Regions from separate parts of the Homo sapiens genome. Here region 1 is linked to region 2. The links are chromatin contacts, found by Hi-C or POLR2A ChIA-PET in ENCODE. All regions are on one chromosome and are shown on one strand. Each heading gives the region's core, a stretch centred on a gene start or an enhancer-like site at or near the end of the contact. The rest is flanking DNA. Distances are from core to core; before and after follow the strand shown. Region 1 overlaps TRERF1 (transcriptional regulating factor 1). Region 2 has its middle 44 kb from the start of UBR2.

Region 1 (5,353 bases), core at 2,629-5,128, 150 kb after region 2:
ATGCCAATCTGTGTTTTGGCACTCTTGAAGTCTCAAAGTTCTTTAAAAAGCTACCTCGAGAGCCCCAGAAGTTTGGATACATTGCAAATGTCCTTTGCCTTTGGAGCTGATGCCAAGGAGGGGGTTGAGCATCAGGTCTCTTGGCCTCGGGAACCGCTACATTGGGAGGACCTCAGTCTGCCTCCTGTGTGGGGCTGCTTAATCTCATTTCTTTTTTCTCTATTCCTATTTTGCCACCCACTCCTGTTGGCCTAGATCCTCCTAGACACTGGAAGGGTAGATCAAGTGAGGAAGCATTTGGAAGGAGACACAGCAGATGAAAGGTTGAGAGTTCTTTGTTTAGGCCCTTCTTTGCTGGCCCTTGTGAATTTTGGTAAGTTTCCTTAGAGTTTTCTCTCTGCTAGGCCTTGGACGTGCTCAGAGACACTCCAGTTATCCTGAATGCCTTTTACTTCCCTGAACACATCACCTACCCTCTGACCTCCAGGCCTTTGAACTCTCAGTTCTGTTCTTGCTGCCTAGAGCACTCCGCCACCCCTCTTCACTGCCTTGTAAAACATTAGGGAGCCGTGGGGACTGTGGAGAATCCCACCGTTTGCACTCCATCTAAAGAGTTTCTGGGCTCCTGATTTACAGGTTGTGGGCCTGAGGGTTACTTGGATTGTATGTGGCTGCTCCCCTTTGCAGAGACTCAGAAAGCCTTGGGGAGCATAGCCTGGGAAAAACATAGAGGAAAACAGCGAAAACCAGGGCTCAGAGGAGACACTCAGGAGAGGATAGTGGATCCTCCTCAGGGGCCAGGGAGAGCTGATAGGGGGTGACCTCAGAAGGCCAGAGAGGCTCTGGAAGGGGCTTTATACCTATGTGAGGACATTTCTTCTGCATCTGTTCTTGGGGGCTGGCAGGGCCAAGGGTTGACTTGGGGTCAATGCCAGTGGTAGACTCAGGACCCAGGCCACGCACAGAAGCCAGGAGGGCCTGGCTGGGGAAGACCCTTCATTTTACAGAAAAGAGATAATTCTCTATGCCAGTCTGTGACCTGCTCTGGTACCTTTGCTTTTTAAACTATGTAGGTTTCGGACATCAGATAATGCCTTGGTTCATGGTTTTTGTTTAAAGAGATGGGATCTTGCTATGTTGCCCAGGCACTCAAGTGATTCCCTTGCCTTAGCCTCCCAAGTAGCTGAGACTATAGGCATGTGTCACCATGCCCAGCTCTGGTTCAGGTTTTAAACTATTATTTTTTCTTTGTTATGTAAACAAAACATAACAAAGATAACAAAGAGGAAAGGGAAGTGAAAATAATGTCACCCATAATCCCACCACTCAGATATCGTTTACATTTAGAACCTGGACATGCATACTTCCCAGACAATTTTTTGTGTTTTTATAAATACAGAAGCAAATCAGAGATGCATTTTGTAACCTGCTGTGTGTATGTGTGTATGTGTGATTTGTGTCCATTGAAAAGAATATATGCTTTCCCAAATTCGAATGGTAGGGTATAAAGAGACCCCCCCTTCCCCTGCATCCATCCTTTACCCCCTAATTCTGCTCCTCAGAGGCAGCCTCTTTGAATAGTTGCTGGTATATCGTTGGTAGGGGAGACATTTAGAAGGGATAATGTGTGTGGAATAGCAAAACTGTTAGTATGGCTTGTACAGATGTTTTCATGTGGAGGTCAGGAGGAAGGTGAAGGGTAGGTTTAGAGGGACTGGGAAGTAGTTTGTGGTTACAGAAGAGACTTTCAGAAACTGGAGTTAGAGAAGGAGGAGACGGAGAAGTTTTTAGGCCTGGGTTTTGATTGGATTTGTCATAAGGAGCAGGGTGAGTGAAGGTGAATGCAACAGTGGGCGGGGCCAGATATTGTGAAATTTTACCTCCTGGGTGGAGACTGGGCCAGAGAGGGCAGCAGGTATGCAAATAGACAAGAGACACATCAGGAAGTGGTAATAGTATGATAACTGGTAGATATTTGTAAAATACCTTTGCTTGACAAAACAAAAGTTGGCAGCCCTAGTTAGTCCCCTCTTTTGTTTGTTTGTTTAAAAAAAAAGTTTTAGCAAATCTGTGAATACCAAAAACCTGAGCAAACGTGTAGAACCGGACTGGGTGGGGGTGCAGATTTTAGATTCAGTTCTGGTTTTGGGTCTGACTGACTATGCAGTTTTGGACTCCTCAGTTTGTTTGTTTGTTTGTTCATATTTTTTGAGTTGGAGTCTCGCTCTGTTGCCCAGGTTGGAGTGCAGTGGCTTGATCTTGGCTCATTGCAACCTCTGCCTCCCAGGTTCAAGCGATTCTCATGCCTCAGCTTCCTGAGTAGCTGGGTGGCACCTGCCACCATGCTGGCTAACTTTTGTATTTTTAGTAGAGACGGGGTTTCACCATGTTGGCCAGGCTGGTCTGGAGCTCTTGACCTCAAGTGATCCACCCGCCTTGGCCTCCCAAAGTGCTAGGATCATAGATGTGAGCCACCGTGCCTGGCCTCCTCAGTTTTTTTTAGATCCCAGCCTTCTTATCTGCAGATAAGCAGTTCTCAACCCTGTAGGCACATTAAAATCACTGGGAAACTTATAAAAGGAAACAGTTGATGTCAGAGCCCCACTCCAGACTGAATGTGTCAGAATCTTGGGGAGCCTGGGAATTTTTTTCAGAAATGCAGCTAACATTGGGAACCCCTGGATTCGGGTCATCTTAATTGCTCATTTTAGCCCTAAAATGTTACTATTCTCTGTATTGTATCATATAATTTCATTCCTTTCAGATACTGTGCACAAATGTCATAAACTTCTTACATACCAAGAAGTCATTTTTTAACTAAAAAACTCCCCATAATTCTCATTAGGCCTGTGATATAATGCCTATGTCCTGCAATCAATAAATTAGAATCATAAATGTAGTAAAACATCAAATAATTACTTTTTTGACCCAGAAGTCCAAAGCGTGGACTTTAATCTTTAATTTCTCATTCCCTCATTTTGAAAAAACTACTGCCTGGAGTCCTGGGGCCATCTCTATTTGTAAAGAAGACGCTGAAACATTGAGACATTACTGGAAGTGTCTTTGCTAGAAGAATTGTGTATACCGTAAGTTCCAAATTAGGAGGTCCAGTTTGGGGAAGCTTTATCGGATCTAAATTCTACATGGAGTGGGAGGTGTTTAGAGTCTTGGTGCTTGCTGTTTTATCTTTACCATTGAAGTTCTTGGTTTTGTCTCTTCCTAAATGAGTCATTTTTTTAAAAAGGAACCTAACTTGGGGGGGCGAGGAAACCACTGCGGGAGGTGCTGTGTGGGGGCGCCGAGGAGCCAACCATCAGGAGACTGAGTTTACAGCTGGGCCCTCCACTCAGGAGGGGTAGAGGGACCTGTCCTTGCTGAGGGTGACTCAGAGACAAGTGGGACATAACCTGGTTGGGGAGGTACAATAGGAAGGTATTGATGTTGTGTATTAATCTACCGAGTATTTACTGGAGCACAGCCACCAAGTATACTGCCTGGATGCAGGGCCCATTCCACGGGCACTTGGGAGATTGTGAACAATCTCCCAAGTTTGTCCTCTACTTGAGATGAGACACAGATTGTGTCCACATTTGCCTGCACTTTCAGATAAGTGAACTGAAGTTATCGAGCCCCATACTGGTGTGAGCAATGCAAGTAAAAATGTTAGGGCCAGGCAGGGTGTCAAAGTGGAAGGAGATGGCAGCTGAGGACCCCATTGTGGAATGCTAAAGGGCCCGATGATACAGACGCTGGCCGGGCAGCCAGATGGAGATCAGATCGGGGATGGGAGCTCTGCGGGACCTCTGTGTGTCACTTCCCCTTTCTGTGCTAAGATCTCCCAGCTGAAAAATGGTCCCCTGCTATACACCTCAGTCACCAGGCCCCTGCCAGCTGTTGGGAGTACCTGATGTCCTAGATGCCTGAGTGGGTAGGGGTGGGAGAGAGAGCAGGAGGGGGTGAGCAGAGCCTGGCTTTGGAAACCAGAGCAGCTCCACACATTTTGGCCCAAATCCCTCCCATGCTTGGGGTGAGGAGAAGCCCAGGGTAAGGGTGCCTCCCTACAGCCAGGAAGATCTTGGTGCGGTGGGAGTGTTGGCTCTGCACGCCTCTCCTCCACACAGAGCCCCCAGCAGGGCCGGATTTCATCTTTTCTCAGTGGCGTGCAGCCTCTTGCCATTGTGCATGCGTGTTTTCTAAGTTTGTCACAAACTTCCTGTTTAGGTACAATCAGAGGCTCGGAGCTTTGTGTGTTTTGAAACCCGGGCATTCACCGAGGTCCGGTGCTTCTCTCTTACCAGCAGTGGGGTGGCCTGTTTGTTTCTTTGCGGACTTCTGCCATCCTTCTTTGCAAACCTTCTTGCTGGGAAATGCTCTGTGGCCTCTGTGCTTGTTTCTGTTAGTAAGAGTGGAGAGAGCTGTGAGGTCTGAAGGCTGGAAAGGGGGAGGGGAGCAACACTGAGTGTGCCCCTTATGTAAGGCCAGGCCTGTGCTAGATATTATACTTCTATACACTTAATTTTATTTAGGCCTCACAGTCACTCATGCAGAGCCAGCCTCCAAGAGGTGAAGGCTGACCTGGCTGACGAGGTCAGGATTTGATCGCAGGCCTGACTCCAGTGCTCCTGTGACTTCAGCTAAGTCCTGAGGAGTACAATGCCCCTTTGGTTGCCCCTGGTTTGGGCAGATCCTGATTTCTTATGGGGCATCTTGGTGACAGCATCCCCTTGAAACCTGTGGTTTTCTCTCAGCCCCATGTTACCCAGATCTGCCTGTCTGCCTGGGGTGATCAGATGGCCCTTGAGTGTTTTGCTGATTTTCACCTTTCCCAGGCATCTCCCTCTTGTGGCTCTGGGAATCCCAGAATTGTTAGATGGTGGTCCATAGCTGGTGATCGAAGTGGATCAGTCCAGCTCCTCATTTCCCAAAATAGAATATTCTTTTTCCTGCTTCTGGTTGCCCAGTCCTGACTGTTCTGCCAGTCACCATGAGCTTCTCCACACAGCTGGATTTCTCACATTTCAAGCTCTCCCTTGAAGAAGGAAGAAGAGAGTATATCTATCTATGTCTACAAAAGCATGTGAAAGGGTGGTAAAGGAAGGACACCAAGACCTTGAATATGCAGGTGCAGGAAGAGGAGGGAGGAGCCAAACCCAGCCATCCTCCTCCCCGTTAGAGTGGATGTTAGGAGGTGCCGGACTCTGGTGCCTCCTGCACAGGAAGAATAGGTATGCCTCCCAGCTTCAAGAAGGCCCTGTGTCTCTTCACTTGGCCATCTTGGTTCTCCTACATTTTCTGAAAAACTTCTGGAATCATATCACCTGAGCATCAGAATTGTTCTGTGGATCAAATAACT
Region 2 (5,413 bases), core at 865-3,364:
TACCCTAAGGATCTCTCCCCATAAGCCCTGAGCCTCTGGCAGGGAACTCCAGAAAACTGGTAGATGGAACCGAAAGCAACTCTAGATGCAGGGGAGGGGCAGTATAGAGGAGTATGTCTCCTCCCCCATTTGGATTCTTAGGATTCTTTTTAGAAATTATTGTTATTTTATATTTTTACATTTTTGGAGATTAAAATGTTGGCTTCGTTACAAAGCTAGATTGAAGTATGTGGTATGGTTGTCGAGTGGGCTTGCCGTTACTCTTCTGTTTTGAACTTACCCTCCAAAGTGCCATCTTCCACCCCTGCTGGGGCAGAGCCTGTCCTGCTTGGCTTAACACATGGCTGGAGGTCAGACTAGGATGCACCTGCACTCCATAGATCAGGCTGCCAATCGCAATGGCTGGCTGGAGTGAAAGTGAATTCGGAAAGCCAGGCCTGCCTAGGACACAGGAGTTGGGGGATGAGAGGTGGAAAAAAAGGAGGAGTGGGAACAGGGAGGTGGGCACATGTACAAAGACATGAACTTACACCATATAATCTGCTTTTTTTTTTTTTTGAAATGGGGTCTCACTCTGCCATCCAGGCTGTAATGCAGTGGCACAATCTTGACTCACTGCAACCTTTGCCTCCCAGGTTCAAGTGATCCTCTGATCTCAGCCTCCCAGGTAGCTGGAACTATAGATGTGCACCACCATGCTCAGCTAATTTTTTTGTATTTTTGGTAGAGATGGGATTTCACCATGTTGCCCGGGCTGGTCTCAAACTCCTGAGCTCAAGTAATCTGCCTGCCTTGGCCTCCCAAAGTGCTGGTATTACAGGTGTGAGCCACCGCACTTGGCCTACCCTGAAGTCTTTATGATCCTTCTCACTTTTCTGTCCTGGTTTAGCTCACTGAGAGGTCACAGTTTTTAAATATGCACCCTCCCCCCACCCCCCACCAATTTTGGTTTGGCTTTTGCTTTCTTACAGTAAAAAGAATGCAGCTTCTGAACCAGCCAAGGAATGTGGGCTGTAAAGAATGGACTGTTTCATTTTGATATCATCGTATTTTGATACTTTCTACACAAAGTTCCAGTACAACAGTTGTAATTATCATTGGCAGAAATATGCAGAATTCTCAAGGTTGAAATCTGGGACCTGAGGTTGCAGTAAAAGTATACAGTCTAGAGTGCTTTTTCCAGAGTTCAGATGTTTCACTGGGCAAGTCTGATAAACCGAATTGATAAAGTGTTAATGACAGAGAATAGGTGTATATGTAAGATCACCCAAACCTCATTTGCTTTTTTTTCTTTTTTTTTAGAGATGGCGTCTCACTATGTTGCCTAGGCTAGAGAGTAGTGGTTACTGACAGGTGCAATCATAGAGCACTACAGCTTTGAACTCCTGGACTCAAGTGATCCTCCCACCTCAACCTCCTGAGTAGCTGGGACTACAGGCATGTGCCATTGTACCCCACTTCATTTGGTTTTTTGCAGCTGCTTTCAATGCCTGGCCTCAAAGGAGGTTGTCCTGGAGGTATCTTGAGCCATATGGCAGGTTTTTTCAGAGAGGGGGGCTTTATTTAGCACCCCTTAATCATGGCATAAGGGATGCTCCTATTTTATTTCCCCAACCCTCCCCACAAGGCTGGTGATTGGAAGGAACATAGTGTAAAAGTGGGGGAACTTTCCAGATCTTATTAAGAAGAAGCAAAACACAGGTGGCCCCAGAGCAGGGACCCTTCCAGCCCCACCCCATCACAATGCACTTCACCAGCCCAGGCAGAATCAGGAAGTGAGTGAGTGAGAACACAGAGCTCCATCAATATCACCATGTCTGGGTTCCGTATAGTAAATTGACCTGATTGGGCTCCATTCAACCAGTCTGAGTTCAGCCTCTTCCTTCAGTCTCCTCAGCCTAATACAGCCCTGGGCCCAAAGAGCACACGGTCCACCAGCCCAAGGTCCCACTCTACAGCCACCATCCCTACATTGCTAATCCTGCCCAGCCATCAAGCAAATGAATCTCCTGAGGGTTCTCAGGGGACTGAGTGAGAGTGTAGATGACTCAGTGTGACCTCTCCCTACTGTTAGAGAAAGCTCAAAGCAAATAGTTTGTGACGGTGAGTTAGTAATGTCAGCCGCAATATGGAATATTTTGTGGCAAGTACAGCAGTGAGTAGCATTTGCAAACCTTTAAGACTAATTTTTGTGCCATGAAAGAAAGGGGAAGTTGGAGTCAATAGACTGAGCCTCTGATGATTTATATCTGAGTTTCGACTTGTGTATTTCATTCACTTCTGCCACATTTCTTCTAGTCTATCTGCCTTTGGGGATCTCGTTGAAAGAAGAGTGAGTCATTGTTTGGCCATATCTTCTTTTTAATGTGTTTAATCCCATAATGTAAAAGAGAATTAGGCAAGAGGTTTAAGAGATTAAATAAGATTCATCACTGAATTATTAAAAATTAAGCTCTGGCTTAAAACAAGCTAATAGGAGATGTGTACAACAGTCTTCAGCATTGCAAAGGACACAAAAACTCCTTATTCAGGCATAATAGATGCTATCCATTAGTTTCTTGGTAAAATCAATAACTAACAATAATAATGTGCTCAAAAGTTATCCTTAATGTTTTTCTCAGACAGTGTGTCACTGTCACTTAGGCTGGAATGCAGTGGCATGATCGTGGCTCACTGCAGCCTCAATCTTCCAGGCTTGAGAGATCCTCCCACCTCAGTCTCCTGAGTAGCTGGGACTACAGGCATGAACCAATGTGCCTGGCTATTTTTTGTTGTTGTTGTTTTCTTTTGTTGTTGTTGATAGTGTTGTTTCTGGTAGCTAGTCTCCAAAGGTGGCCCCCAAGGATCCATGCCTCCTATGACTCCTGCCATTCTGTAGTCCCCTCCCACATGGAATCTAGACTGGCCCAGATTCACTTTAACCAATAAAACATGGTAGAAGTGATACTTACATCAGTTCCAGGCCAAAGCCTTAGAAAAGTCTCAAAGTCTCCCTTTTTGCACTTTTGGGAGCTCTGTGCTGCCAGGTATGAAGTCCACCTCCTCTGCTGGGAAGGCCATGTGGAAAGACAGAGGCCTTGAGACTATGTAGAAATAGAAAAAATCCTAGCGGCTCAAGTACCCCATCTGAGTCCAGCCTTCCAGCCATCACTGCCAAGGTACCAGACACGTAAGAGAGATAGCTTGGATTTTCCTGTACAGTAGTACTCCCAGGTGACTGCAGCCCCAGCCAACATCACATAGAGCAGAAGAACCATCCAGCAGAGCCCAGTCAACCTACAGAATAGCAAGAGAATAAAATGGTTGTTGTTTTAAACCCCTACATTATGGGATAGTTTGTTATACAGTAGTAGAAAACCAAACACTTTTTATATAACAAATCTGATTATTTTTGTGAGTAAACAAAGTTAATAAAGTACATATTATATAAAGTAATTAAAAACATTCAATTATTTTGCAGAACACTCAATCAGAAAGAAGCCCCATTGGCTTGGCACAGTGTCTTATGCGTGCAATTCCAGCACTTTGGGAGGCTTGATGCAGGAGGATTGCTTGAGCCTAGGAGTTCAAGACCAGTTTAAGCAATATAGCAAGACCCAGTCTCTACAAAAAATTTAAAAATTAGCTAGGAGGGCTGGTGCAGTGGCTCACACTTGTAATCCCAGCACTTTGGGAGGCCAAGGTGGGTAGATCACGAGGTCAAGAGATCAAGACCATCCTGGCCAACATGGTGAAACACCGTCTCTACTAAAAAAAAAAAAAAAATTAGTTGGGCATGGTGGCGTGTGCCTATGGTCTTAGCTACTCGGAGGCTGAGGCAGGAGAACCACTCGAACCTAGGAGGCGGAGGGAGGTGGAGGTTGCAGTGAGGCGAGATTGCACCACTGCACTCCAGCCTGGCAACACAGTGAGACTCCTTCTCAAAAAAAAAAAAAAACAAAGTCAGCCATGTGTGGTGGTGCATGCCTGCAATCCCAGTTATTTGGGAGGCTGAGGTGGGAAGATCACTTGAATCCTGCAGGTCAAGGCTGCAGTGAGCCGTGATTACACCACTGTATTTCAGCCTGGGTGACAGAGCAAAATCCTGTCTCAAAAAAAAAAAAAAAAAAAAAAAAAAAGGAAACAGAAAAAGAATAAGAAGCTCCCATTAAAGCAATATTTAGACCACAATGAAATAGGATAGCTATAATTTAAAAAGACATAATAACAAATATTGACAAGGATGTGGGGAAATTGGAACTCTGCACTGCTGATGAGAATGTCAAATGGTGCAGCTGCTTTGGAAAACAATCTGGCATTTCCTCAAAGTGTGAAACATAGGTTTATCATATGACCCAGCAATTTCACTACTAGCTATACAACCCAAAGAAATGAAAACCTATGTCTCCACAAGAACTTATACAGGAATTCCTTGTAGCAACACTATTCATAATAGCTGAAAAGTAGGAACAACTCAAATGTCTATCAATTGATTAATGGATAAATAACATGCGGTATTATCTATACAACAGGCTATTATTTGATAAAAAGGAATGAAGTACTGATACCTGCTGCAACATGGATGAACCTTGAAAATGTTCAGTGAAAGAAGCCAATCACAAAGACCACATAGTATATTATTCTATTTATATGAAATATGCAGAATAGGCAAATCTATAGAGACGCAAAGTAGATTAGTGTTTGCCTAGGGTTGTGGGCAATGAAGAATGATGGCTAATGGGACAAATGGGTACAAAATTTCTTTCAGGGGTAATGAAAATATTCTAAAATTGATTGTGTTGATGATTTAAAACTCTGTGAATATACTAAAAACATCATATCGTACATTTTAAATGGATGAACTGTATGGCGTATGAATTACATTTCAATAAAACTGTTATAAAAAAAGAAGAAATCTTCCATGAGACTGATGTCTATTTCATTTCATCTCCTTGGGCATGAGAGTCCTGCCTATCATCAGATAGGGCTCAATCAACCCAGATATCTAACTATAGCAGTATGTACTTGAATGCACTTTTTGACAGGGGAGTTTATAGAAACAACATATGAGCTGAAAACTGAATGTCCGTTTATTATACAATCAGTATAGTATAATTTTACAGTTCATATCTCGTCTTCTCAATAAGGTGATGATCAATACAGAGATTTGGGCTGAATTCTAACATTCTCTGATTGTGAGATTTTGTTAAGTCACTTCTTGGACCTGCTGTATTGAGTTCCACATCGCTTCTTGCTGTTCTGTCAGGTCCTTGTATCAAGATTTTTGTTTTTATTGTCTGATTATGAAGTGATATTAGCTTGTCAGCATGAAGAATGGGAGGAAGGAAGTGTTGCCCCCTCCTCAACTTCCCAGAAAATAAAATAACTATACTTGCAAGAACCATTAAAAGTATCTGAATTCACTGCTTATATA

Evidence for each region. Hi-C counts contacts between places; a loop is a spot of excess contacts on that map. ChIA-PET counts read pairs that join two places held with the same protein, here RNA polymerase II (POLR2A). Pooled maps may share reads with other maps.
Region 1: a loop to region 2 is called in a pooled map, with 6 times the contacts of the local background. The contact joins two enhancer-like sites. A Hi-C loop is called at or near these places in 1 of 168 maps with a recorded cell type or tissue (posterior cingulate gyrus) and 7 of 50 pooled maps. POLR2A ChIA-PET finds 5 or more read pairs at or near these places in 3 of 52 experiments (PC-3, WTC11 and endothelial cell of umbilical vein).

The regions. Positions count from the first base shown.
Region 1 is chr6:42,366,301-42,371,653 of GRCh38, reverse strand. All of the region lies in intron 2 of TRERF1 (transcriptional regulating factor 1), which reads left to right. Among named protein-coding and RNA genes, the nearest start is that of TRERF1, 83 kb to the left of the region's middle. RefSeq lists an enhancer at 3,589-3,678. Within about 2 kb of position 3,878, at least 16 of the 41 ENCODE cell types and tissues checked have a DNase peak (open chromatin) inside an H3K27ac peak, as active enhancers do.
Region 2 is chr6:42,517,797-42,523,209 of GRCh38, reverse strand. No RefSeq gene overlaps it. Among named protein-coding and RNA genes, the nearest start is that of UBR2, 44 kb to the left of the region's middle. Within about 2 kb of position 2,114, at least 4 of the 41 ENCODE cell types and tissues checked have a DNase peak (open chromatin) inside an H3K27ac peak, as active enhancers do.